Regions from separate parts of the Homo sapiens genome. Here region 2 is linked to region 1. Evidence: read pairs that join two places in POLR2A ChIA-PET (ENCODE). Cell type or tissue: A673. All regions are shown on one strand. Links, peaks and the distances in the headings refer to the core of each region. The heading gives the core; the rest is flanking DNA.

Region 1 (16,256 bases), core at 2,094-10,093:
GAAGTCTCTGGTCACACCCTTGAATTTGCTATGTTAGTTGTAGTATGTTATAGCTAGGATGACTTTATCATTTATTGTCCAAGCCAGAACACTTTTTAGAGTGAAAGGGGGCAGATTTTATAACCATAGTAGAATAGTGGGCATGAACTTGGACTCTTTTGGGAATATAGACATTTATAGTTCTTCTACTTATTGCAATCAATATAGAACTGGTTGGTTATTAAGATAGGTTAAATATGCTTTTCTCTTTAAAACATTTCTATTGGTATAGCAAGGGAGTAGAACAAATAGAATCAAAATGAAATATGCTAATAATGATTCTCTCTTTCCATATTGTTTAATTTCTGAAAGAAATCTTTAGAGGATACATTTCTTTTTCAGGGTATTTTTTGGCCACCTTTACAGAGGATTCAAAATGTTCCACTCTTTTATGTGTTCAAATCTAAGTTTCTCTAGCTGCTAAACTGTTAAACTTATATTGAATTCTAGTGTGGTTTTCCCAATAAAATGTTCTGGAGAGTATTAAATGTCTTTTAAAAATTCTTTAAATTTGAGGTTGCCTTGCTCACAAACTGCCAGTAGCAAACGTTTATATACCATCTCATTCCAAATGCCTATTCTTGGCTTTGCATCTCTCTTTATACTAGCTCCATTTCCCATTCCTCAGCTGAAATTTTTGCTCTTGCACATTCATCTCTTCAGTGGCTCCTAAATTGTTGATGTTCATGCTTTGTTTCCATTGGTTTTCACCACGATTTGCCATTTTCTCTCTTTCTGCCTGCCCAGATGCTTCCCTTTCTTCCAAGGCCCCTGTCCTCTGCCTGCTCTCTTTGTGGGGGCTGTACCTCATAATCTAGTGACTCAATTTTATTTTCAGTAATTTGGGTATATTATGAAACATTTTTTCACCCAGATACAAGGATTAAATTTGGTCATATATAAAGATTACTCTTCGCATTGTAAAATACTATGTAAATATTCTTCAGTATTACTCTAGTCTTTTATTTTTGCTCAGATTTTATTAGGGTCTGCTAATTATTTTATGTACAATAGTCTCTCACCTCTCCAACAATATCATATATAGCTTAAGGGCAGAGAGCATATCTAAAGTTTCATTATTCCCCAATCATGACTAGAGATGTGATGAACACAGAGAAGCAAATAATTTATTATTTTTTTAAATATTGAACATTTTACATCTGTCCCCCATCTTCCCTGTTCTTCAATTTCATCCTTCTGACAAAGTTTGAAATAAGATTTGCTAAGTATTAAACTGGAAGGTTCTTTTTATTATGGTTGTCAGTCAATTAAGAATTCTCATGGCTGGGCCCAGTGGCTCATGCCTGTAATCCCAGCACTTTGGGAGGCCAAGGCGAGCAGATCACAAGGTCAGTAGATCAGGACCATCCTGGCTAACACAGTGAAACCCCAGCTCTACTAAAAATGCAAAAAATCGGCCGGGCGCAGTGGCTAACGCCTGTAATCCCAGCACTTTGGGAGGCCGAGGCGGGCGGATCACCAGGTCAGGAGATCGAGACCATCCCGGCTAAAACGGTGAAACCCCGTCTCTACTAAAAATACAAAAAATTAGCCGGGCGTAGTGGCGGGCGCCTGTAGTCCCAGCTACTTGGGAGGCTGAGGCAGGAGAATGGCGTGAACCCGGGAGGCGGAGCTTGCAGTGAGCCGAGATCCCGCCACTGCACTCCAGCCTAGGCGACAGAGCGAGACTCCGTCTCAAAAAAAAAAAAAAAAAAAAAAAAAAAAAATGCAAAAAATCAGTTGGATGTGGTGGCATGCACCTGTAGTCCCAGCTACTTGGGAGGCTGAGGCAGGAAAATTGCTTGAACCCAGGAGGTGGAGGTTGCAGTGAGCCAGGATTGCACCACTGCACTCCAACCTGGGCGACAGAGCGAGACTCCATATCAAAAAAAAAAAAAAAAAAAATCTCACACAGCCTGAAATTTAAAGGCTGAGTAGCTCTCTGGGCAAACAATAGTGGCAGAGGAGGGCATTCCAGACAGAGCATAATATATGCAAAGGCAAGGAATCCCAACATCACGGCAGGGTAGAAAGTGTAAGGAAGTCTGAAATGGTTGAGCGTGTGCTAGGTGATGATATCTGATGGTGGGGGCAGAAGTGGGAAAAGTTGGTGAGGGCAGAGGCTGATGGGCTTGCCGATGGAGAGAACTGAAGGATTTAGGCAGGGGATGTCAGGATATATTAAATAAATCATTCTGATGTCACTCAGATAGCAAATAAGAATGTTTCATGCGATAAGCCTTTCAGGTATAACTCACATTTATTATAACTAGAAACTTGATATTTGGGGCACAGCTGTACATTGTAAAACCTACCAAGATAAACTTATGATTAATATCTCTGTTATTCTATGATCAACAAGTATAGATTAAACTGTAACCAAGAATAGTGAAGATGTGATAATAGATGGCATCTTTTCACAATTTAACTTAGTGTAGCTGTTAAACAAAATAACTATAGTTCTAGGCTGGGTGTGGTGGCACATGCCTGTGATCCCAGCACTTTGGGAGGCCGAGACAGGTGGATCACCTGAGGTCAGGAGTTCAAGACCAGTCTAACCAATATGGTGAAACCCTGTCTCTACTAAAAACTACAAAAATTAGCCGGGTGTGGTGGCATGCTCCTGTAGTCCCAGCTACTCGGGAGGCTGAGACAGGAGAATTGCTTGAACCAAGAGGCGGAGGATGCAGTGAGTCAAGATCATGCCACTGCACTCCAGCCTGGGCAACAGAGCGAGACTCCGTCTCAAAAAAAAAATAGCCATAGTTCTCATGATGTTACATGCCAGAGTTACGGCATTAAGTGAGACTCATCCATTCGACTGCTACTTCAAGAGTAGGGGCTGTCCCTTAAAAGATGGGTATTTTTTAGGTATTTTTTGTACCATTTACTTGTAAATATTTAATTACAGGAAAGATTATAGTTTTACTAATTATCTGTTCTCAGTCTTTTCTATTTGCCTTTTAGCACGTCCACGCCAGTTGTATAATTCAGTTGTTAATGCATTGAACAAAGCACAGTATAAGATTTTTGCTAATATTTAATGCAAACTTGCATGCCTGCTGTGGATAATCTTACAGTGAATGAAAATACCTGGCTCATTTTCCTTATGAAATGAGGTTAACTGACCATTCTGATATCTAAGAAAAATAGCTTTCTCCAGCTTCAAATAGAAATAGCATACTTTATTTTTTTCCCTTTTGCAAGAAACAGAGAATAGATAACTTTCTGATAACTTCCCTAAAATATCAGACCCATTGCTTCATTTTCACAACAGTAAACAGTTTTTTTTTTTGTTGAGTGTTTATGTTATGCAGACCTGATTAAACACATGATATAAAATGTATCATACCGATACCTTGTGATGTGAATATATTAAAAGCGTAAGTAATATCATACAAGAGAAGTTCACAAAGTTAGTTTGCATGCTTCTTTGCTTCTTATGTCAAATGAAAAGAAAGATTAGGAAATGTGCTTTAAAAAGTCTCTTCATAAGCAACAACAAAAAAATGTTTGCGTCATGAGAAATTTGAACTAACACTTCGTTTGGTGGTAAAAATGTGTTTGTATTCTCAGAGGCAAATCTTAAAGAAGGCACGTGACACAAAATGTCAATTGTGTATTTAAATAAAATTTCTCAACATGTAAGAAGTTTTGTTTTTTTTTTTAATTTGGCTTAATGAGCTTTCTGGTTGCAAATATTTTTTGTTTTCTAGTTGCAGTGTGGTGTGGAAGAGGTTTTTTAATAGGGTTATGTCTCATGTTTTTGTTACAAAGACAACTTTTTATTTTAGAAAGCAGGGCTGGAATAATGAATGTTAGCTTTTATTTTGAGTTTTCTAAACTACAGTTTCTTTTTGAGTTATCTTGGAAAAATGTTGCTTTTGCAGTTTTAGATATTTTTTTACCTTAAATGCATTGCTGGTATAATAAAATCTCTTCCCATTCAGAGTAGCTGAAACTTTTCCCAAGATGGATTTGAGCAAAAGCAGGATTAAAAACAAGACAACAAACAAAATAGGACACGAGAGTATCGTTGATGAGTAGATCAAAATTAATAGGGTTCAAAATGCTGAAAATATATCTCTCAAACTTTTCAAAATCAAATTTCTGCAATTATCTTGCAGTAATTTGAAGAAGAAAGAATTTTTATTGCTAGGAGAATGGAAAAACCAACAGTCCTGTAGTACATTTTAAGAAAAGGGTTCTTTGTCACGTTTGAATAGAGTATGTGTGTGGAGTTTGCTCTTTTTTTTTTTTTTTTTTTTTAGCAGAAAAAAAATCTACAAGTTGGCAGTTGGTTGTACAGATTTCCTCTTTGTGGTGGAAATACTGGGATGTTGTGGGAGAAAACCGCTGTCCATCTTAACACAGATGCTAATTGTATTCTGTAATTCTTCTTGGTTGCCATTGCGATGTTCTTAGCTGCCTTTTATTTGTTGTTTCTCCAGGACAGAAGTGATTACTAATTACGTATCATGCTACACAGAAGAAGTAGGCCATTTGGTTTTCTTTTCTTTTTCTTTCTTTCCTCTGTTGTTATTATTATTGTTTTTTTTTTTTTTTTGGAGAGGAAAGTGAAAGGCGGCTTAGAGGTTTTAATGCTGCTGCTCATCTCTACATGCCTAGGCTGCTTCTCTAATTTGCATGGGTACCTTGGGCATTGTCCTGAGGGGCTGGGGTAGTTTGACCTCCTCTTTAGTTTAGTGACCCTTGTCATCTTGCTGTTCATTCCTGGGGCCTGTTTAATGCTAATTAGGCCTTCAACCAGTTGCTGTTTACAACTGTGTGCTTTAGAAAGCAGGGCCTTCCCCAAAGACCACATTGGTGGTCCTAAGCTAAACTGGTAGAATTGAAGACCTCCCCCATCCGCAGAGAAAAGCCTCTTCACACTTCTATTTATTTAGAAATATGTAACAGTCACACCATTAACATAAATAAATAAACAATGAAGGATTGAATATTTGACTCTGATGCTTCCTAATGATGGCTGGATGCTTCTTAGGAAAACTTAACTTTGAGGTCCTAAAAAAACAGATCATCTCAGCCTCTCCTCCCACTGTGAACACTGGGTAAAGATAGGGCAAGAGTGTTTAAAAAGAGGACAGTTAAATGGTCCCAGGTTAAGAAATATTTATATTATGTTTATCTACTGTTTGATTAAACTGATTGAACAAAACGAAAAAATTCAGTGGACTCTTATGTATGATATGTATCGGATGGTACTAAATATAGGTCTCAGAATTGATTACAGGCTTTATTCAGTAGACATTTTATCTTCATTTCAGCTGAGAGCTTTGCTAGCCTTCCTAGTGTTTGGATAAAGGAAGGAACAGGAACTCTAAACAGAGCTCTTTGGCCAATACTGTCTCTAATACTCCTCCTGCCTAATTTTATGAAGTTATTAACTGATGTTTGTACAAGTCAAAGATCTCACTCATGATCACTTTGGAGAGCTGATTACAAAGGCACATTTTGAAACAGAACTTCTGAGATCAGCGTTTGGATAGTCATTGAACCACACTATCTCCAAGAAGAGGATAATGAAAATAAATCTCTGTCCTATGGACATTGATATTTTCTACCTTTTCTAGACTAAGTACAATGTGGATGGCTATTTGTGGCGTTATGATTCAAGGCTTGTGTGATGCACAGTGCCTTTGAGTTACTTCTAAGTAGCCTCTTTATTCCTAATTTTGATAATGTGACATTTATTGCAATGAAATTAACAAAAATTATTGAATGTTCCTTTTTGCACAGAGACAAGATATGGAGTTTATAGAGGGAAATGCCTTCATTTAGTCTTTCATGGGTATAATAAATATAATGTTGACAAGCTACTTTGCTTGATAAACTTGTTTATATAGTTTCTTTCACAATGAAAACAGGGTACATTAGAATTTTTGATTAGAAATGCTTCAATTAAGGGCAAATGAACTTGGATGCTAAATGAGTTTGAATAATTTCCTGGACTTTGAGGGAAATTAATAGGTATTTAAAAAAGCAAGTAGGGCTGGCCATTTAAATAGAAGTCCTTAGAACAATTCATAGTATTAGAAGATAAACCTATTTTTGTGTAGGTGCTGGGTAGGTTTAAATAATTTTTTTGTAGCTGTTTTAACAAGAAGGTATATGCCTCTGTGTGTGTGTGTGTGTGTGTGTGTGTGTGTCTGAGAGAGAGGGGTGGGGGTGGCAGACAGCGTGCTTCTAAGCCTTCCTGAAGATCCTCCCTTGCCTCTTGTCTCCTTCTCATATAAAAAGGGGTTGGCTGGAGGCAAACCTTCCCTTTTGTTGCCATTGATCTGACACTAGGATATTTTGTAGTCCAGTGAGTAGAAATGTGTCCCAGCTGTAAGATTCTGATTGTGGATTTTTCTTCAGTAGGTTACTGATCTTTCTTTATGCCTAAATTCACATTCTTCTAAGTGGAGGATTTACATTTATGATTTCATCTGGGTTTAAAATCTGGCCGGAAGCATGGTTATGTGTTTAATGCAAATCCGGGGGAAGAGTGCTTCCTACTAAGTTGTCATTTCATGAAGAATTTAGCTTACTTATTTTCTCCACCATTTGAAGGATCCTCAAGGGGGTGATTTTTTTCTCAAGGGTACAAGCTTCTGCAGTAAATGAAGTGAAGGAATGGAGGAGCAACTGGGAAGGGTGGGGAGGAGGAGGATCAAAGCAGCAATCAACCTCAAATGGTTCTCTCCTAGTCTTGGTTTGCTCAATTGTTGAAATATGGGATTGCACCTCTCTCTGCCTGCTATGTCCAAGATTGTGATACATGAGAATGTTTATAACAATATTCTACAAGTTGTAGAATGGAGTACATGGATGATGAGAATTCTGATTATAGCTATATTTTCCATTAATTATTAGCAGACATGAATATGTAGAGTGGGCCTGCTGTAAACTGGAGTGGTTCTTTTTTTTAACCAGTTCACATCATCATTCCAAAACACATGTATACTACATATATATTTAAAAATATACACAAATAATACTTGAATAGTATATTTTGAATATTGTAAGTCTAAAATAAATGGAAACCCGAATAATGTGACAGAAATAGAAGTTCCAGATATTTTTCCCATACCCCAGTTAATTATTTTGTGCAACTCTTTCCTTTTTTGGCATGTGGAAGCCACTTTGAAAGGCATTGGCTAGGGGACTATATCTTAGAGAAGGTGTGTTGGGAGAACCTGCATATTAAGTGGAAAGGATACATGAAATTGACATGGTATATTATGGTTAAGTATATCTCCTACATGGAGTTGGGTATTAGGTCTCATGTAATTACTATGATCGCACGGCCTGATACATCGGTGTTTCCTCCTACCTTGTAGAAAATAGAGGGGTACAATTTGATACTGGGGACTGGTTTCCTGCTTTACTGCCAGTGGGAAAGCTGAAGTTGTGAACATTAAAAGGAAGCAAGACTTCTAGCTTTCCTCTTTCTCATTCACCTTAAAGCCACCTCTATTTGTAGGCGAAGGGTAACTTCCTTTTAACTTCCGTCTTGAAGTCTGAAAGTGGTTAGGAAATGTGGGGTTGGTATGTTGTCAGAGCAATTCCATGCTTCATTTTTGTATTTGGAGGTTTTAATTTTTCCAGCGTATTTTCAGCTGGAGTTAACAGCATATTAATTTTTTGGTGGAGAACACTGGCTTTATTACAGAATTCTGCCCTGCAGCTTTCTGAGTTTCACTGATTTCCTTGCGTGTGTGTCTTTTTTTTGTTTGTTTTGTTTTTGTTTGTTTGGTTTTGGTTCCAAAGGCTTTAGAATTTTCAGAAAATAGCTTAGTTTACAATTTCTGTGTCTTTTTGTTCAGTTTCCAATTGGGAATAATAAGAGTGAACAACTGAAGGCTATTACCTGGCATAGAAGGGAAGAGACTTTTCTTAATAGTTTTTGCTTCTCTTAAAGATGTAGTCATGTATAGGATTCATAGAGATCCATGCCAATGGGAAAGAACTCAGTTTTACTTTGAGGCCTCTCTTTAGACCCGGAAGCTGCTGGGAATCTCTTGAGCACTAAAACATTAGATGAGAAAGACTTAGCGGGAAAACTCCATTTTACTTTGATACCAAAGGGATTGAGAAATGCAGTCGGGAAGGAATTTCCCTACCCTATGCTGAATCCTGAGCCCTCTTATTCTTTCTGGTTTCAGCTATTTTAATTTTTAATCCAAAATAAACAAACAACCCCCCCCCGTCCCCCCCAAACACAAAAGAAACAAATAACAAAATAAAAACAAACCAGGGAATATTATTAGAGCACTGGAATGTGAGAATGTAACTTTTTCTTTTCTGTGTATCACATGACTTTTATTTAGTTTACCAAGTTGCTGGCAGTAAAGCTCTTTGTTTTCAAACAGGAAAATATATTTAGCAAAATATATGTCCATTCATATTTGTCTGCCTGTTGTTGGACTGCATAATTTAAGCAGACTTCACAAGATAGGGCAGCAGCAAAAGGAATGGTTTATTACCACATTCATTCTCAAATCCCAAATGCCCTCAATAAAATAATGATATCGAAGATTAAAATGGCAGTCTTTCACTGTCTAACCTGATTTACAATCCTGAAACATGGTTCCCTTTGTCACTTTGGAATTCTCTAGTCTCCTTGATTCTAGAGACCATGATTCAGAGATTATCCTTGTCCATTAAAAGATTTGGTTCATTTCTGCAGATATTTGTTAAATAGCTGCTAAATGGGTAAAAGGCACTGGGTAGAAGTTTATGTCACCATCTCGATTTAAGTATGTTGAAATTCTAAGTGTGGCAAGACTACTTTGTTTTGTGTCCTTTTCTGATTTTTAGATTTCTTCCCATGTTCTGGTTGCTGCAGGGGCTACAGTCTTTTAAGTGTTTTTCATTGCCTGTCGAACAATACAGAAGGTTAACTGGCTCTGATTACTTGATTTGTGTTTTGCTGATGTCTTTCTTTTCTTGATCTCCCTGTGTTCTATTGCCTTAGATTTCCTTTCCACTAAGAAGCCATAGAGAAAATCATCTAATATGTATCTGCATGGGTGTAAAGTGTTAGAAAGAAAAATGCAAGGAAACATCTTACTTTCTAGCTTCCTTCTTCAAAGGAATTATAGTCTAGTTGAGAAATGATGACACACACACCTGAAAAGATAAATGATTAGTCTCCCCTCCCCCAGTTTAAATAATGGTATAAGGCAATAATGGAAAGGTATCACAAGGTATAGTACATTATATGTTGCCCAATAAATTGTAATGGCTCTCACCGTTCAGAAGTGATTCCTTGTATTGTAGTCATTTTATTCACGTTGACATAGAGATCAGTGGTGCTGACTTAATTTTCTCCAATTTGTACTTTGAAAATTACTTCTCCGGCTGGTATTTTTTGATAGTGAAAAAATATATTTGATTAAATTTGGGGTAAAAAAATGAGCATCTGCCATTATTTTGAAGTAACACTGATGAACTAGTGTTAAATGTTTACTTTTTAGACTCTTATTACTGGGAATTCCTTGATTAGAACACTGCTTGGTACATCTCTTCCCTTTGTCTCAACAGTGATCTGGGCCTGGCATCTTTGAAGAGAGTGTCTCCAGCTCCTTAGAGCTTTTAACAAGAGATTTTCCTTAGTCTTTGTTGGGGTACTGTGAAGTCGGAACCACTCCATGTACTAGGGATCTTACAATAAAAGTTTTTGTTTTTGTTAGAACATTTTTACTCCTCAGCTATGCTGTAGTTGATTTATGTATATGGCATTTTAAAATAAATTCCTCATGCATACCTACTTTCTTATTACAAGCTAGAGAAAATGAAAAGTGCTTAATTATAGGAGCCTATATAACCATACAGTTTGTATGTAGCCCTCACACTATTTTGTTTGTTCAGAGAGCTTTATCAGGCTGTTTCTATCAAATATTGTGTTTTCGTTGGGGGCTAGGGTTACATATTTTAATTATCATACCCAGTATGGAAACTGGTGAAACTTTTTCATATTTATATTTTCACTATCTACTAGACAAAGCAGTTTTTATCATTTTCTATCTTTCATGTTTTTTTCTCCCAGAGTTAATTTTAGATGGTGTGAGTCTAATGAGGTGGCTAAGGGACATTATTTATGAAATGTCATTGGACTTATTTTCTGAGCTGAATTCCATTTTACATGTGGGATAGCTTGTTTGTTGTTTTAACTATTTCTGAGTTGGAAAGGGGATATTTAAGGAATTGTTTGTAATGAGGTTTAGACTTTATTCTTAAAGGATTTGAAAAAAATACAGAACCTAGTTATATGTAAATGAATGTATATTTTTCTCTGAAATGTTTGCTAAACTTTTTCAGACAGTTGCTTAAGTTAGATTTACTTCTTAAAATCTTTATCCATTAAAATTATCTTTGACCTAATTCATTTTATGATGTCAGTATGGATTTGTATTTCTGTAATACTCTTAGCGGATTAAAAACAGATATTAGGAATTAAATGTCCTGGCCAGACGCAGTTGCTCACTCCTGTAATCCCGGCATTTTGGGAAGCCGAGGTGGGTGGATCACACGAGGTCAGGAGTTTGAGACCAGCCTGGCCAGCATGGCAAAACCCCGTCTTTACTAAAAATACAAAAAAATTAGCCAGGCGTGGTGGTGTGTGCCCGTAGTCCCAGCTACTTGGGAGGCTGAGGCAGGAGAATCGCTTGAACCTGGGAGGTGGAGGTAGCAGTGAGCCAAGCTATCACGCCAATGCACTCCAGCCTGGGTGACAGAGCAAGACTCCATCTCAAATAATAATAATAATAATAATTTTAAAAAAGTAAATGTCCTTAGACCACCAGTAGGCTAAAATTTTCTTTCCTTACTTCATCTTGAGAATGTATGTCCTCTTTTAAGAACGTGGTTACGTGGTTTCCAAAAGTGGTATTTTGGCGTGAGATGAGAATAGACTTTCCAGTGTCCCCACATTTAAATGATTTCCTTACAAAACGACTGTAATGGATTTTCTTTAAAAAAGTCAGATCTGCTACTATATTTTAAATATGACTTAATAAAAATATGTATTATTTTGGCAACATCTTTTATTTTAGGGGTAAGTTATAGCAATGCTATTTGAGTACAGAGATGATATTACAATATACCTTCTGACCCTTTATATAAATATTTAGAGTAAGGGAAATAAGTATTTTTCTACAAATTCAATGGAAATATTCTAAATTCTTACATCATTGCAACTATTGGTAACTACTAGTGAAGTTGAATTTAGATGGCACAAATTGACTGAATTTTCATGGGTACATGATTTTTAAGTTTTTACTGCAAGGTTTGGTAGCCTAGGAACAGCAATAAGAGCACAGTGGGGTTGCTTGAGTGGTGGGTTAACAATGCTGGGTAAATATGTCTGTTCTCCCCACTTATATTTTGCATGTCTCTTTACCTAATTAAATTTGTTTAGTTACAATCTCCTAGAAGGATAAGAAAAAACTTACTACCTTACTTACCTTTCTCTCCCTCACAGCCTTCCCAGAACTTTTTCATGTTCAGGAGCTAATGTCCTGGTCTTTTCATCTCTGGAGAATGTATAATCACATCCTTAACATCTCCTTGCACTCACCTTAAGCACTGCCCTGCTCTTAGGTTCTTGGCCTACTCTGCTTTTCTTCTCTTTCCAGGGTGCTGAAGTTCTAAACTCCTGCAGCTTTTCTCTCTCTTCACTTTCAGAACCAAGAGGTTCTGAATGGACTTTTACAGGAAAGCCTGGCCTGGAGGAGTGGCTCATGCCTGTCATCTCAGCACTTTGGGAGGCCAAAGCAGAGGACCACTTGAGCACAAGAGTTTCAGAACAGCTCAGGCAACATAGGAGGACTCTGCCTCAAAAAATAGATAAATAAAAGAAAGGAAAACCTGTTACCTACTTCTGTCTGTCACCAGCTCCTCCTAACCCATTTAGGGATGCTTCTTTGAGGTAATACTTTTTTGATTCGGCTTCCTTTTGCCAAATGGCTTCCTCAAGTCTCCAGATTCACGCTTTTGTCGTTTTGAAACCAGTGTCTGATATGTACGATAAAGTTAAATGGGTTTTCTAATCTTGTGAATTGCAGGTGTAGGAGGTGGAGCTTTGCCAAGCAATCATGACCATCTAGAACTGTGTCAGGGGAAAAAAGAGAATTGCAACCTGTGGGGTCTAATTGTGTGTATGCTGAATTTTAGAGGTTATTAATAAAGAGGGAGGAACAAATAGGCTTAAGTATACTATAATGGTTAAGAAACATTTAAAACAATATAAGCAGACACACAGCTTAATGGGTTCTATGAATTAATATTCCCGTGATGAATTAGCAACATGAACAATGGAAAGATTCATTAGAGTTTGTCCTTTCATCTGGTATGATTAATATTTATTTGAAGTAAAATGCCACCCGATTTAAATTATATAGAAATATAGACTAAGCCAGGCTCTCTACTGGAATATGCAAACAATTCTGATTCATGTTCACCTCTGATGAAACAGTGAACTGTGAACAAAGGCAGAGAATCTAAAGAAACTTGTGTTATTAATACTATAGGAAGAATCCTAACTGATGGACATTTGGTTCATCTTCCCTCTTTGAATGTAACCTTGAATCTATTGTAAGATCATGATAGGAATACATAGACTAAGAGTTTGCTTTATGCCCTCAGTTTGCTTTCTGTGTTCTATTATATTTGCTTTTCACATCTAACTGGTAAAGTAGGCAAGACAAGTACTATTAATGTTATCTTTCATTTTACAGAGGAGGAAGCTGCTCAGTAAAGATGAGTAAGCTATCTGGGCACAGTGGCTCATGCCTGTAATCCCATCACTTTGGAAGGCCAAGATAGGATGATTCCTTGAGGCAAGGAGTTGGGGCAACATAGTGAGACCTCATCTCTACAAAAACAGAAAAAATTAGCTGGGTGTGGTGATGTATGCCTGTGGTCTCAGCTACTTAGGAGGCTGAGGAGGTAGGATGAATTGAGCTCACAGGTTCCTTGCACCATACACTCTAGCTTGGGTGAGACCTTGTCTCTTAAAAAAAAAAAAAAAAAAGATGGGTAAACTGTCCATGGCCATGTTGTCATGGACAGTCTTGTGCTTTCAGATGCTGAGCCCAGGGCTTTGAACCAAGGATTTCATTACTGTAATTGTGAGGGGGTGGATTGGGCCTGTAGGAGTTGGTTCTGTCTCTGTTTACAGTTTACTGTCCCTCTTTGAGAGAGTCAATATTTGAAATTTCTCAAAATGCCAGTAATTTGTTTGGCTTTGGTTTGGAAATGTCATTTGATAGCATTTTTTAAAAAACTATTCTTATGAATTCTCTTCACAAGAAGAGGATGTTGATTTTCCTGGGAAGAAGTAAATTGCTGGACCAGACTCAATGTGTTTGAAAAATTTCTTCTTGTGGCCGGGCGCGGTGGCTTATGCCTGTAATCCCAGCACTCTGGGAGGCCGAGGTGGGAGGATCACCTGAGGTCAGGAGTTCAAGACCAGCCTGGCCATGGTGAAACCCCGTCTCTACTAAAAATACAAAAAATTAACTGGGTGTGGTTGTGCATGCCTGTAATCCCAGCTACTCAGGAGGCTGAGGCAGGAGAATCACTTGAACCCGGGAGGCGGAGGTTACAGTGAGCTGAGATCGCGCCTTTGCACTCCAGCCTGGGCAATAAGGGTGAAACTCTGTCTCAAAAAAAAAAAAAAAGAAAGAAAAAGAAAAAGAAAAAATTCTTCTTTTGCTTACCTCCCTGCCTCTTTCCCTTTAAAAAAGAAATATTCGAACAGAGTGTTATAATTGCTGGGGAGCTATTGTGCCACTTTACCCCTGTTTAGGGGAGCCAGTTGAGTGAGCTCATCCATATGACCTGGATGGGGGTGAGCATCATCTCTGGGCTTCTGTATTGTAGGACCAGATGCTTCTCCTTTCTGCTTTTCCTTCATGGAAACATAGCTTATCTTTGACATAGCTTATTCTTTCTACATGACTTCTCCTCTAATCAGTCACTACTTTGAGAAAAATTATATTCCCATACTATGTAATTCCAATTCTTGAGCTTTTTATCTTTCCGTATTACTAAGGTTTTTTATTTTTACTGATATAGCTGTAGGTCATAACATCCCTACCTCCAAACCCTATTTTTGTTATCCTACTTTAAGTTTTTATTTATTTATTTTTACTTTGGACATTGCAATAATCTTGTCTGTATTCTCTGCTACCAGTCCTAAATCAAATGTTATATATATTTCCATAAGTTATGGAATGAATGGTGAAATTAAGACAGGCAGATACTCTCAGATATAAGAATCAGACCTACTACTAACTAACACAAGTGAGAGCTAGGCTCTTTGTCACAGAAAAAGTGGTACAAAGGCTTTTCCTCCTGATAAATACCAACTTCAGAAGGGAAGGGATTTAGTAACTCCACTGCAAGATAACTTTTCCATATATAGTGTTATATATGTTCATAAAATCATGTTCCTTTTCTACTTAAAAACCTCTGATTATTCTATAGGCCAGAAGTTCCTAAGTTATAGTCACTGAACCAGCAGCATCAACATTGTTGGTAAATGTTTAGTAATGTAAATTCTCAGACACCACCCTAGACAAAGTGAATCAGAAATCTGTACTTTAGGAAACCTGCCAGTGATTTTGAGACACTTTTTGAGAACTACTGCTGTAGGTAGCAAGACAAAGCCTGTACTCCTTACCAGGCATGGAGGACCTTTGATAAGCTTTACCTCCACAGCCACTGCTTATGCTATATCTTCATTGCTCTCCTACCCCAACTGTTACCGTTCTAAGCTTCTTATCATTCTCAGAACATGACATGACGTATACTTCCCTGCCCCATGCTTTGCTAAGCTGTTCTGATTTAATCAAGAGTGTTTTTTCTTACCCACCTGCTTGGGAAATTCCCACAGAAGCAAGAAGCAGCAAGGTAGAGGGGAAAGAGTGTGAACAGCCTTGAGTTAAAATCTGTCGACTGTGGTGTTCAGATGTGTCCACTTTTGCTTGGCTTTTCTTATCTGAAAATGGGGCTAATGATACGTTAGCATTATTATCAAGACCGAAAACAAAATGTTCTGTATAAAGCACCTATCTTTCTATCAACTAGAGTTCAGTACTGTAATTTTTTTTTAGGTGAAATTCACATAACATAAAATTTACCATTTTAAAGTGTATGACTCAGTGACATTCAGTACATTCATGATGTTGAGCAACCATCACCTCTATCTATTTCCAAAATATATCAACACTTCCAGAGGAGACTCTGTACCCAGTCACTTTCTATTCCCTCTCCTCTCCTCAATGGTTTTTTGTTTGTTTGTTTGTTTGTTTGTTTAAATTGACAGAGTCTCGCTCTGTCGCCCAGGATGGAGTGCAGTAATGTGATCATGGCTCACTGCAGCCTCAACTTCCTGGGGTCAAGCAATTCTCCCATTTCAGCTCCCTGAGTAGCTGGGACAACAGACGTGCATCACCACACCCAGCTATTTTTTATTTTTTTCCATTTTTTGTAGAGATGGGGGTCTTGCTATGTTGCCTCTGCTCGTCTTGAATGCCTCAAATGATCCTCCCACCTTAGCCTCTCAAAGTGCTGGGATTATAGGCCTGAGACACTGCACCTGGCCTCTCGATGTTACTTTACATTTTATTTTCACATGATACAGATTCTGGAGATGAATATTCTCATATTCATCTTTTATTTTTTGAAGATATATAGTACTTGCCACCTAGTATGTGTACAGTTCTAGCTTAATTATGGTAAATTAAAATGTGCTGAAGATCTAAATCAGACCACAAAATGTGATTAATTTTTGCCAAAGGAAATTAATACATGTTGTCCAGGCGTTCCTCTGAGATTTCTTAAAGTGTGCTATATTTTTATGTTTACTTTGTAAGGGCACCTTTTGATAGAATGAATACACACATATGCACGTAACCACTGCAGGGTTTAATTACACGATGATAGTATGGCTAATTATTCAGAATTGTTTCCACAGTATCCTCACTACCTAGCTATTTACACAAAGCTAACTGTTGCTGATGCAAGGGATAGAACATTATTTCCTTTTTTAGTACCTTTTGGTTCTTGGGTTCTTAAGATCTCAAAATAATATTTAACATTTTTAAAGGACTTAATACTTTTCGTCGTGCTTTCATTTACATGTCCCATTTCATCTTTTTCTCAGGATAAGAAAGCAAAATCAATTGACCCAGTCTTTTTTC
Region 2 (13,572 bases), core at 5,573-13,572, 56 kb before region 1:
GGTCTGATTTTTTACACACACAAAAATTGCAACCTCTGGCATAAATGGATTAAGGAACACAGAATTAGGCAGTATCCATAAAGACACAAAACTGGTTATTGGGCTTGATTTGAAACTTCATCTAATCCAATTAAAAAGCAAAAATCAAAAAACTGCTCCATCTATTCTTTCACATTGCAGGGTATTGTGGAAGTTGCAAAACTAAGCAAGACATGAACTAATATTAACTACATATGGTAATGCTAGAAATCAGTTAAACCTGAATTATACCTGTAGATCCTCATATCACCGTTGTAAATCCAGGCAGGGGTTTTAATTCCCAGGTTTCAGAAAGGGAAGCTGCAGAAGCCCAGAACATAAAGTATTCATGGCCACAAATCTATTAAGTGACGGAGTCCATATTTGAACCCTGGGCCCCTGTGCCCTGGTGTTGGAGCTTTTGGGATACTGTGAACGTCAAGGGTTGGCTCACCATCTGAATACTAAGCCTGAACTCAGAAGATGTGTTTTTCTTATGTGTAGGTTGAACCACATGACAGGGCCATTTTTGCCTGCTAAGAATGAGCAAAAATTCATATGGTTCAATGGGTACTTCTAAAACATACCCATGCCCTATTATTTCTGATATGTTTTACTTTTATGTTTGTGGAAATTTAACTCCTCATAGGAAAATGGAAGTTGGTAGTATACCATAGGAAAATAGGAAGTTTTAGACAAGTTTATTAAGATTCATATAGAAATTGTGGATCCAAATAAACAGATTAAACATAGGATTTAGGATTTAGCCCTACAGATACCACATTCATGCCCATTCTATAATCTGTAGAGTTTAATCCTATTGATTATAAAAATGAAGCAGTACTTTTCCCTTTTAACATATATATTCAGAAAACTGGGTGCTAGTATATAGAGCTTAATACAATTCTACAGCTTTAGATGATTTTATATATATATATATATATATATATATTTTTTTTTTTTTTTTTTTTTTTTTTGAGACGGAGTCTCGTTCTGTCACCCAGGCTAGAGTGCAGAGGCACGATCTCAGCTCACTGCAACCTCTGCCTCCCAGATTCAAGCAATTCTCTTGCCTCAACCTCCCAAGTAGCTGGGATTGCAGGCGCACACCACCACACCCGGCTAATTTTTGTATTTTCAGTAGAGACGGGGTTTCACCATCTTGGCCAGGCTAGTCTCTAACTCCTGACCTCGTGATCCACCCGCCTTGGCCTCCCAAAGTGCTGGGATTGCAGGCATAAGCCACCGTGCCCAGCCTGGATGATTATATTTTAAATAACCCTGAATCATTAAGCACAGTTACAAAATAAGCAAAGACTGAAAATCAGTAAAATATTCACTTAAAAATTTTAGTGACTCTTACTTTGCAGATGGTAGACTCTTGGGAAATAGTTATTAGTGAATAAGTGAAAATATCATGCAACACAGGTACAACTGTGAGCAAATGCCTTTTCCTTTTTTATACCTAATTACTCATGTAGCAATTTCCTTTGGGCATATGCCTGATTGAGGAAACATGATTCTATGTCTCTCTGTCTTTTTTTTTTTTTTTTTCGTAATGTCATAGTGTAGGGTAAAGAGCACAGTTTTGGCCCCAAGTAACCTTGGATACATCTTCTGATTCCCTTGGTTTTCTAACTGTTGTGACCACAGGCAAGTTATGCATTCTCGTAGATTCTTACTTAACTGCATAATGGAAATGTTTTCTGTATGCTACGAGAGTTTGAAATGAAACGTAAGTTCATGGCAAATAGTACAGGCTAGGCAAACAGTAGTCTTTACTAATTTATTTGTTTGTTGAAACTTTTTATAATTAAATATTTGCAATTAAAGTGATGCCAATTTTGAAGTGCAATTATTCATTTAACTGATCTCTACACTTGCATATTTTCTGTTTTTTTGTCTGTTTCTTGGGAGGAGGAACAGGTTTATTGATACATAATTCACATATATACAGTTCACCCATTTAAACTCAAACTCAATGGTTTTTAGTATATTCACAGGTGTCTGTGACTGTCTCTACAATGATTAGAATATTATAATCACTTCTAAAAGAAACCCTGTATCTTTTAGCTATCACCCACCTATACCTTCATGTCCCCGACCCCAGCCCTCTGCAACCACGAATATACTGTCTATATAAGTTTGCATGTTTTAGAATATTTTTGTAAATGGAATTATATGTGGTCTTTCATAACTGGCCTCTTTTACTTAGCAAAATATTTATAAGGTTTATCATGTTGTAGCATGCATCAGTAGTTCATACCTTTTTATAGCCAAATACAATTCCATTGTATGAATATTAAACATTTTATATTAAATATTAAATATTAAATATTTTCATCAGCTGATGGCCATTTGAGTTGTTTCCACCTGTTGGTGATTGTGGATGAATAGTACTGCCTTGAACAATATTTTACAAGTTTTTCCTTGAAAACCTGTTTTTAATTCTTTTGGGTATATATGTAGCAGTGGAACTGCAGATACGATCATTATCTGTTTAATCATTTGAGGAGCTGCTGCACTGTTTTCCAAAGTGACTGCCTTATTTTACATTCCCACCAGCAGTGTTGATGTCACCAGCGCTTGTTGTTATCTGTCTTTGATTCTAGTGAGTATGAAATGCTATCTCGTTGTTTTATGTTTTCTTGATGATTAGTACTTTTGAACGTCTTTTCACATGTTTTCTTGTCATGTAGTTATGAATCTTGAATAAAGCAAAAAGCTCTAGATTTTGGCTTGTTTGTCTTGTCCAATTCCCAATGGCCTGGTTGAAAAAACATTTTATTTGGGTCTAGAAAACTCAGCAAAGAATGATGTCACAGATGTTTCTCACCTCTGCTGTGTTTTAGCTGTAAGTAGATCAAGAAAGGAAAGCAAGACTAGAACTAATTGCTCATCAAGAAAGGATTTACAAATATAAGTGGTTCTGATACACATTTAAATTAGATTACATTTAACGACAGGTTTTGTAAATGAAGTTAATTTGAAAGGGCACACAGTCATTGGGTTTAATCTGTAAACAGCTATCATCCTTCCTCCTCCATCCAGTTTCTGGTAAATAAAAGTTACTCTTCTAGAAGAGTATTTACTTGCATGTTGCCCATGCTGTCTGTCAGTGGCAGCTGCTGGGTCGGTTTATAAGGGGATGCTACCTGGTTAGGGACGAAGCTCATATTTTTGCAGTTTTCCTATGGACCAGAAAATATTGACAAAGGAGAAGGAAATAAGATTTTCTGCTTGCTTTTGCCCTTATAATAGTTTAAATTGTTTTTTTAATTTTGTTTTTTTCTTTCTGAATTAAATTATGGTTTAGCCACTTGAACTACTAAAATTAAAAAATAAAACTAGAAATAAGACTTCTTTATTATAGTTGCTGCTGAATAGGAACTGTGTCTCCCATTATGCAGTGAACCTATTGTCTGAAAAAGACCCACTACATCCAACAGTTAACTGAGATAATTTCTAAAAATAATGGAGTAAGAGCATAACTGACTAATTTAGCAAACTCCTTGACAAAAATTCCAAGTTCATTTTGATGAGAGAAGGCAAAAATAGAGATTAAAATATGCACGCTATTTAAATATTTATGGAAAAGTCAGTGTCTTGCCCTGACTAAATTTCTGAGATTTCTTTAATAATATGTGTGACTATTTACGTAGCATGTAACCTTTTATTCTAAGTGTTTTTCCATTCACAATTGTGTTTGCCTCTTCATGAGTACTATGTGATATAAATAGGGCAAGCAATATTATCTTCAGTTTAGAAATGAAGAAATTGAGATCCTGAGATGACAGTGACCTACCTGAGTCTGTCCTCTAGCAAGAATTAGAATCTGGGTCTTCTGACATCATCAGGGATTTTTCTCATATACTCTGTGGATGTTTCACTTTTGTTGGATTGCTTCTGGAAGAACTGTAAGGTTTTATTCTGTGTGTATTTTGTAAATTGTTCACCAGCTCTCCCATTTCTGCCATTATAAAGACACTCCTAATGAATTATGCATCAGCTTTTGACTTAAAAAAGAAAAATCAAAGGACTTGGATTTAAGTAGTATTCTCACACAGAAACATACTACTTCTTACTTGCCTTTCTTTTCCCCTAAAATTGTGAAAGAATGATTTAAATACTAATGTGAGGTTGGGCGCGGTGGCTCACTCCTGTAATCCCAGCACTTTGGGAGGCCAAGGTGGGCGGGTCATGAGGTCAGGAGATTGAGACCATCCTGGCTAACACGGTGAAACCCCGTCTCTACTAAAAATACAAAAAAAAAAAAAAAAAAATTAGCCGGGCATGGTGGTGGGCGCCTGTAGTCCCAGCTACTTGGGAGGATGAGGCAGGAGAATGGCGTGAACCCGGGAGGCAGAGCTTGCAGTGAGCAGAGATCCTGCCACTGCACTCCAGCCTGGGCCACAGAGTGAGACTCCATCTCAAAAAAAAAAAAAAAAAAAAAAAAAATTAGCCGGGCATGGTGGTGCACGCCTGTGATCCCACCTACTCGGGAGGCTGAGAAAGGAGAATCACTTGAACCTGGGAGGCAGAGGCTGCAGTGAGTTGAGATCATCCCACTGCATTTCGGCCTGGGCAATGAAGCAAGACTCCCTCTCAACAACAACAATAACAAAATAAATACAAATGTGAAATCTCAGAATGCTGCTGCCTCAAGAATATCTGATTTACTAAACAGAGAAACAGATAGTTTTAAAGAAAAAGTAGCTTCATTAACATTAAAAAATTCTGGGTCTTTCCCCTTGATTTTACTCAGTGTCAGTAAAATCCATCTTAAGAAACAAAGTGGATTTCAACCTTTCTGCCTCAAGTTATTGTCATTGGGATTTAACATGTTCCATTCAACTTTTCTGTAAAACTGTAGTTTTTTCATGGAAAAATGTCTATTCATAGCTTCATAGTACCTAGCACAGAGCCTGACACATAGTAGGCACTCATTAGTTACATTTATGCCACATCAATAAATTAGGATTCAGTTGATCATCATTTGACTTAAAGGAGAAACATAATCACACAAGTAAAGAGACGATTTTAACTATAGTAATTATTGGCCCTCAGGCTCATAGTTTGGTGTCGGAGAGGGTTTGATCATGAGAGTGGTGCAATAAACCTACTCAAAACCAGGGACTCTCCTAGTGGTTGGAAAGCTTGAGGTGTAACAGTTTCTATTTTAATTTAGGAGCTCCAACCGCAGCTTTCTGAGCCCTGTTAGTTATGGTTATGCAAGGCTTCCTGAGAGTTAAGATCTAATAAAGGTTTATTATCTCTCCCTTACCTGAAATGCTTGGAACTAAAAATATTTCTGATTTTGGATTTTTTTGGATTTTGGAATATTCGCACATACATCATGAGGTACTGGGGATGGGACCTATGTCTAAACATGAAATTCATTTATGTTTCATGTACACCTCATATACATAGATTGAAAGTAATTTTATTTTTCTCTTGGGAATGCTGAATAAACTGTACCTGCATTTTGACTATGGCCTGTCACATGAGGTCAGGTGTGGAATTTTCCACTTGTAGCATCATGTTGGCACTCAAATATTTCAGATTTTGGAGCATATTGGATTTTAGATTTTCAGATTTGGTATGCTCAACCTATATGGCCTTTCCTGCATTACCAAACCAAAGCATAGGCTAGAGTACATTCCAAAGCATCTAGGACTTCTGAAAACACACCTAGCCTACTCTGTGTACTACAGGGCTGCTGGTGTGAGCAGAGTATTGGCTTTCTAGCTAAAGAACCACCTGAGTTCCAGCCCCACTTTGTCAAAAGAACCACCTGAAATTCAGCCCCATTTTGTCATTTATCCAGGGTGACCCTGGATAAACCACTTAATTTTTCTGACTTCTGATTTCCTTGTCAGTAAAATGGGGATACAAAGAACTTCTGGATTTGTTTTAAGAGTTAGAGATAATATCTGCAAGATGCCCTGGGGAAAGAAATTTTGTCTGGTTTCTCTCTGACACAGCTCACGTTTGAGCATAGGGCATTGAGACTGTGCAAGGCAAACTAGAAATTCAGAAACAATCATTTATTAACTTTGGAGCCCTAAATGTGAGTACCACGGCATGCATTAAGAATCCTTCATTACATTATGAGGAATGAAGGGAGATGTTGGTTTTAAATAGGAGGAACATAACAATTAATGCTGCTTATTAGACTTGTGATATGGTTTGGCTCTCTGTCCCCACTCAAATCTCATCTCGAATTGTATATGTATAACCCCCCGTGTTGAGGGAGGAACCTAGTGGGAGATGATTAGATCATGGGGACTGTTTCCCCCATGCTGTTCTAGTGATAGTGAGTGAGTTCTCATGAGATCTGATGGTTTAAAAGTGGCAGTTCCCCTGCGCTCTCTCTCTCCTACTGCCTTGTGAAGAAGGTGCTTGCCTCTTCACCTTCCACCATGATTGTAAGTTTCCTGAGGCCTCCCCATGCTTGAGGAACTGTGAGTCAATTAAACTTTTTTGTTTAAAAATTATCCAGTCTCAGGTGGTTCTTTATAGATGTGTGAAAACGGACTAATACAACTTGGAAAGACTTACAACCAGTTGTCAGGTTTATTTTCCATCATTCCGTCTTCTCAAAATAGGTTGGTGTGATTCTCTGAAAACATGGCCATTATTGAATAATGTTACTGTCTTATATTTTGTTTCTTATAGATAGCAGTATCAGTATACTTTTCCATAGAAAATACTGTGTGACTTCATGACCTTGGTGACAATTTTATGTTTGTACAATAAACACATTTCTGCTGTGAGGGATGATACATGCAGGCTGTAGGGCATCAGGCGATCAGGGGATGTGAAGGTAATTGTAGGCTGATCACTGTAGGCTGAACACCTCAAATTTTTGAGAGCTTGTCCTATTAATTATCCAAAATTTCTGAGCATTCTTTTCTAGCAGTAGGAGAGTAAGAAATTATAAATTTGATTTTGATTAAGAGGCCTTTCTCCTTTTTCAACAGTGTTGATTTTTAAAAAGTCTTAAAAAAAAAACAAAAAAACTATCAGTAGAGAATATTTTTAGAAGACATCCAGATATCCAGGTTTGGAAGTGGAGGGTTAGGGGATACTTTTTTTTCCTCCAAAAATACCTTGCTAATCTGTATAACCAAAGTAAGTTTTCTTTTGACCCAGTCACTTTTCTAGACTTATTTTATATTTTCTGTCAGCTTCTAATGCCTAAAGGAGTTTTTGTTAGATGTGAATTTATTTTTAATATTAATTTTTTATTGGACAGGTCACTTTAGAAAATTGAAATTACAGTTTATGAATCACATTTTGGGATGGATAGTCTACAAGATTCTTATTTCCATTAATACTTTGATATCATAAAAAGAAAAATAAAATCCCAATTGTTAATGGTGCACACTATCAACAAAGAGTCAAATTCTGTAAAATATTTGGAGAGATTTATTCTGAGCCAAATATGAGTGACCATGGCCCATGACACAGCCCACAGTCCTGAGAACATGTGCCAAGGTGGTTGGGGTGCAGCTTGGTTTTATACATGTTAGGGAGGCATGAGATGTCAATCAGATACACTTGATAAATACATTGGTTTGGTCCAGAAACATGGGACAGTTCGAAACCAGGGGTGGGTGGGGCATCCAGGTAATAGGTAAATTTAAACATTTTCTAGTTTACAATGGGTTGGGTTTGTCTAAAGACCTGGGATTAATAGAAAGGAAATGTTCGGATTAAGATAAAAGACTGTGGAGACCAAGGTTCTTTTGAAGCCTCATAGTGGCTGCCCTTAGAGGTGACAAATGTTTCCCTTTCACACCTTTAAAAGGTGCTAGACTCTCAGTTAATCTCTTCAAGATTGGGAGGGCTTGGAAGAAAATGATCTAGTTATGTTAATAGAGATTCTTTACAGATGCAAATTTTCCCCCACAAAGGACCACTTTGCAGGGCCATTTCAAAATAAGGCAAAGAAACATGTTTTGGGGTAAAATATTTTGATTTTTTCTTTGTCACATAATGTTATTCTAGAGTCAGATTGGAAAGTAAGCCGTGATATATAGGGTGAAATAAACCCATCTGATGAGAATTTATGATTTGTAGGGCATGACTCCCTAGACCCCTCAGATAGGAATTTGGGCAAACTAAAAACAATCAGTTTAGTTCTCAACACAGATTAAGATTAAAAACACAGGGTACATCATAGATGACTTAATAGTATGCATGAAGCATACCTACCAGATGATAATGAGATGGTAATGACACTTGTGGTTCTTTTTCCTAGCAAAAAGACATTCTTTGTGTTTTTCTTATGTGCCAGGTGTTGGGCTAGACACTTTACATATACTTTCTCCACCAGAGACTTTTCAGTGATGCTGGTAGGAAGGTTATGTTATTTGCATGTTTTACAAATAGGGAAATTGAAGCTTGGAGATGATAGGGATTTTCCTTTTGGTCACATAGCTAGAAAGTGGCAAAGCCAAGTCTGGTGTGGTGGCTCACGCCTATAATCTCAGCACTTTGGGAGGCCAAGGTGGGCAGATCACAAGGTCAAGAGATAGAGACCATCCTGGCTAACACGGTGAAACCCTGTCTCTACTAAAATTACAAAAATTAGCCGGGCGTGTTGGTGGGCGCCTGTAGTCCCAGCTACTCGGGAGGCTGAGGTAGGAGAATGGCGTGAACCCAGGAGGCAGAGCTTGCAGTGAGCTGAGATGGCGCCACTGCACTCCAGCCTGGGCGAGAGTGCAAGACTCTGTCTCAAAAAAAAAAAAAAAAAAAAAAGGAAAGTAGCAAAGCCAAGCTTGGAGCTCAAATAGAGTACCCTTAACCAATTCTACTGTACTGCCTTTGAATTGCTGTGTATCCTTAGAAAAGCCCCTTTTCTTTCCTGAGCCACAGTTGAGTGACCTGTTAAATAAGGAAAACTAGATGTTTTCTTTGTTCCCCTTCTAATTCTGATCTTTTGTGTTGGAACTTTAAAACTAATTGAAAAAAAAAACAACCAGAAAACTTATAATGTTTATTTTCTTTCTCCCATTATAGAAAATAGAAAAGAAGAATAATTAAGCTGTAATTCTACCACCTCAGTATAGAATCAGTCTTAACCTTTCTTCTAGTCTTTTTTCCTTTTCCGTGTATGTATCGATATATTTATTTTACTGAGATTAAAATTACATCACATATATAACCATTTGTATTCTGCTTGTTGGGCTTCGGATTTTCAATATGATTCTCTGTTATTGGTGAGACTGAATCTTTTCCAGAGCTACCCTGACCCCTGACTGGAAAGGTTGGGATCATTCCCAAGACTAGAGGATTCATAACTTAAAATTTTCTGTTTTTTTAAGGCTGGGCGTGGTGGCTCACGGTGGAGGGTGGATCACCTGAGGTCAGGAGGTTAAGACCAGCCTGACCAACATGGTGAAACCCCATCTCTAATAAAAATACAAAAATTAGCCAGGCATGATGGCGTGGGCCTGTAATCCCAGCTACTCGGGAGGCTGAGCCAGGAGAATCACTTGAACCTGGGAGGCGGAGGGTGTAGTGAGCTGAGATTGTGCCATTGCACTCCAGCGTGGGCAACAGAGTGAGAGTGTCTCAAAAAAAAAAAAAATTCTTTTGAAATCCAACTTTCACCTGGAAACCTGGGTGCAGGGAAAGAGACCACTCCATTATATAACTCCACTAGAAAGTATTACCAATTGAAGGATAGTCTAAGAAAGGCCAAAAAAAAAAAAAAAAAAAAAGAGAGAAGGAAATGGCAGATTACTAGATAGCTGAACAGGTTATATCTGGTAAGCACTTTCATGTCTGTTATTTTGGTGTCTCCTTTTAACACTCTTGAGGTATAGTTTCAAGAGGGTAAGTCAAGGATATGAGGTCCCTTACATCGTGGCAGAGCCATGGCTGAATATGCAGTCTTCCTCTCTTACACTGTTCTTCCTGTGGTACCAGGCAGTTTCAAGCATTTGCAATGCACACATTAGAATTGCGCACATTAGAATAGCTGGGAATGGCAGGCCCCACTGCTGTTCCCCAACAACTGCTTACTTGGTTAGGTAGGGTGCCTGGTTCTCTGCTGGCCCTCTGCTTGTGAGAGCTTAGGTAATAGAGATGAGTCCTATTCTGTTTTTTATTTTTGGTACCCCAGAGCCTGGTATACAATAGGAGGAACTCTTACTTAAAATTAATTTATGATTATTTAAGTTTCTTAGTTTTTATAAAAAGGTTTTTTTTTGTTTTTGTTTTTGTTTAATTGATCTTTCTCATTTGAAAAATCAAAAGTACCTGAAGGCTTTTAATGGAAAACAGCAGACCCAGGCTGGGCGCGGTGGCTCACTCCTGTAATCCCACCACTTTGGGAGGCCGAGGTGGGCAGATCACCTGAGGTCAGGAGTTCCAGACCAGCCGGGCCAACATGGTGAAATCCTGTCTCTACCAAAAATACAGAAATTAGCTGGGCATGGTGGTGAGAGGTGACAGCGTGCTGGCAGCCCTCACAGCCCTCGCTTGCTCTGGGCACCTCCTCGGCCTTGGCGCCCACTCTGGTCACGCTTGAGGAGCCCTTCAGCATGCCGCTGCACTATGGGAGCCCCTTTCTGGGCTGGCCAAGGCCGGAGCCAGCTTCCTCAGCTTGCGGGGAGGTGTGGAGGCAGAGGCGTGGGCAGGAACTGGGGCTGCACGCAGTGCTTGCAGGCCAGCGCGAGTTCCAGGTGGGCATGGGCTCGGCGGCCCTGCACTATGAGCAGCCAGCCAGCCCGCTGCACTGGGCAGTGAGGAGCTTAGCACCTGGGCCAGCAGCTGCGCTGGACTTCTCGTCGGGCCTTAGCTGCCTCCCCGCCAGGCAGGGCTCGGGACCTGCAGCACCCCATGCCTGAGCCTCCGCCCTCACCCTGCGGCCTCCTGCGTGGCCCGAGCCTCCCCGACGAGCGCTGCCCCCTGCTCCAGGTGCCCAGTCCCATCGACCACCCAAGGGCTGAGGAGTGCTGGCGCAAGGCCCAGGACTGGCAGGCAGCTCCACCTGTGGCCCCAGTGCGGGATCCACTGGGTGAAGCCAGTTGGGCTCCTGAGTGTGGTGGGGGCTTGGAGAACCTTTATGTCTAGCTAAGGGATTGTAAATACACCAATTGGCACTCTGTATCTACCTCAAGGTTTGTAAACACCAATCAGCACTCTGTGTCTAGCTCAGGGTTTGTGAATGCACCCATGACACTCTGTATCTAGCTACTCTGGTGGGGACTTGGAGAACCTTTATGTCTAGCTAAGGGTTTGTAAATATACCAGTTGCACTCTGTATCTAGTTCAAGGTTTGTAAATACACCAGTCAGCACCCTGTGTCTAGCTCAGGGTTTGTGAATGCACCAATCGACACTCTGTATGTAGCTAATCTAGTGGGGATGTGGAGAACTTTTGTGTGGACACTGTGTATCTAGCTAGTCTCGTGGGGAAGTGGAGAACTTTTGTGTCTAGCGCAGGGATTGTAAATGCACCAATCAGCACCCTGTGAAAACGGACCAATCAGCTCTCTGTAAAACAGACCAATTGGCTCTGTGTAAAATGGACCAATCAGCAGGATGTGGGTGGGGCCAGATAGAATAAAAGCAGGCTGCCCAAGCTAGCAGTGGCAACCCGCAGGGGCCGTTTTCCGTGCTGTGGTAGCTTTGTTCTTTTGCTCTTTGCAATAAATCTTGCTGCTGCTCACTCTTTGGGTCCACACTGCCTTTATGAGCTGTAACACTCATGGCGAAGGTCTGCAGCTTCACTCCTGAAGCCAGCAAGACCACGAACCCACTGGGAGAAAGGAACAACTCCAGATGCGCTGCTTAAAGAGCTGTAACACTTATCGGGAAGGTCTGCAGCTTCACTCCTGAGCCAGCGAGACCACGAACCCACCAGAAGGAGGAAGCTCCGAACATATCTGAACATCAGAAGGAACAAACTCCGGACACGCTGCCTTTAAGAACTGTAACACTCACTGCGAGGGTCTGTGGCTTCATTCTTGAAGTCAGTGAGACCAAGAACCTACCAATCCCAGACACACTGGCACGTGCCTGGAGTCCCAGCTATTCAGGAGGCTGAGGCAGGAGAATCGCTTGAACCCAGGAGGCAGAGGTTGCAGTAAGCCAAGATTGCGCTACTGCACTCCAGCCTGGGCAACAGAGCAAAACTCTGTCTCTCAAAAAAAAAAAAAAAAAAAAGCAGACCCTACCTCATCCACTCCCTATCTTATATAAAAAACAACCACTTTAATCTCTTGGGCTTTTCTTCTGCTATTGGAATAATAATAAGAGTGTAGTCTGGGGGTCACTCAGACTTGAGTTCAAGCTTTGCTAGTTATCAGTATGTGCCCTCCAAAAAGAAGTGGAGGTGCACATGCTTCTATGTCCACTTTAAACAACATTGACTCTAGTTAGATTTGTGAGTGCTTTGTGACTACTGAGCATTCTCTTGAATCCATGCAGAGATTAGCACTTTTAGCACACTGTTTTGTACAGTTGTGTATCACATATTTTTATTGAAGACACTAGTTTAAGAGTTAAGAGTGAGGTAGTTAAGTAATCTCTAAATCAGATACAGTGGAATGAGAAAATAGGTTTGATGGAGCCATCTTGAAAAGAAAGTTGTGGCCGTACATCAATAACCTTACCTTATTGTGGGCTCCTGTCCTTTCGAATTCCAATGGACACACTAGCAAGGTAGGATCTACTTAGAAATTGTGAGATACAATTTTCTAGAGAGGTAAAATCAAACGGGTATATGGATAGCTATTCTGCTTTTTCAAGTATATAAGTCGTTTTGATTAATGTGTTTGCACATGGAAAACTATTGGATTCAGAGTAGCTAGCAGCTATTTCTAGTAGCTTGTGGAAAAGCAGACATCTTCAATAAGGTAATTATTTTAAATGCATCTGTAGCTATGTAATGTGCACATGTGTTTGTAATTACAGTTGGAGAATTTAGAATCAAGTGCTAGACTTATCGGTGTTTATACATTCAACAAATGAAAAAAAATCGAGTATTGGCTGCTACCTTTGCAAATGTGCATTGTCTCAGAGTCTGCAAAGCATACCACTTGATAGTTGTCACAACTTAAATTTGCTGTGTAATGTGTAGCACAAAAGGTTGTGTTGCGTAACCTAACAGGCTTATCGCTGAACTGAGCAAATGTTTCTGCGTAGGTTGCCAACGTGGGGCTCCAGAGTGTCTGGCCCTGTGGTTTTAAGATTTGGCAAGTATGAATTTAGAGTTTTTTCTCATCTTTTAAAGAAAGAAAATTATACGTTAGTGTGAGTACAGTAATATGTTCAGTAAGTAGAAATAACATGCTGTCATGACATAATTTATGAGAAGTATTTAGTAGGCCATATACAAATTTTAGACCAGTGGGAATTTTTGGCTAGGAATTTATAGCTGTTTGTTCTTAACAAAACTGTAGGCATCAGAAAGCCGACATAGAAATACTTGATAATTAGTTTACTTATCAATTTATTGAAAGTTTTAGACTATTACTATAAATAATAGGCTTTATTTTAGGCAAAGTGAAGAAAAATATGGGATACAGCAAAAGCA

What was found. Peaks named below come from ENCODE experiments on the same cell type or tissue, not always from the same donor. Only the 100,000 strongest peaks of a DNase experiment are listed, where the experiment ranks them.
Region 2: POLR2A ChIA-PET joins it to region 1 with 9 read pairs; 4 of 35 experiments call an interaction of 5 or more read pairs at or near these places.

The regions. Positions count from the first base shown.
Region 1 is chr12:82,777,113-82,793,368 of GRCh38, forward strand. The region is part of intron 1 of TMTC2 (transmembrane O-mannosyltransferase targeting cadherins 2); the gene reads left to right. Among named protein-coding and RNA genes, the nearest start is that of TMTC2, 98 kb to the left of the region's middle. In A673, for the core only: no CTCF peak of the experiment used is centred there; a DNase peak (open chromatin) is centred at 6,529; H3K27ac peaks cover 899 bases.
Region 2 is chr12:82,718,117-82,731,688 of GRCh38, forward strand. The region is part of intron 1 of TMTC2 (transmembrane O-mannosyltransferase targeting cadherins 2); the gene reads left to right. Among named protein-coding and RNA genes, the nearest start is that of TMTC2, 38 kb to the left of the region's middle. In A673, for the core only: no CTCF peak of the experiment used is centred there; a DNase peak (open chromatin) is centred at 13,145; H3K27ac peaks cover 447 bases.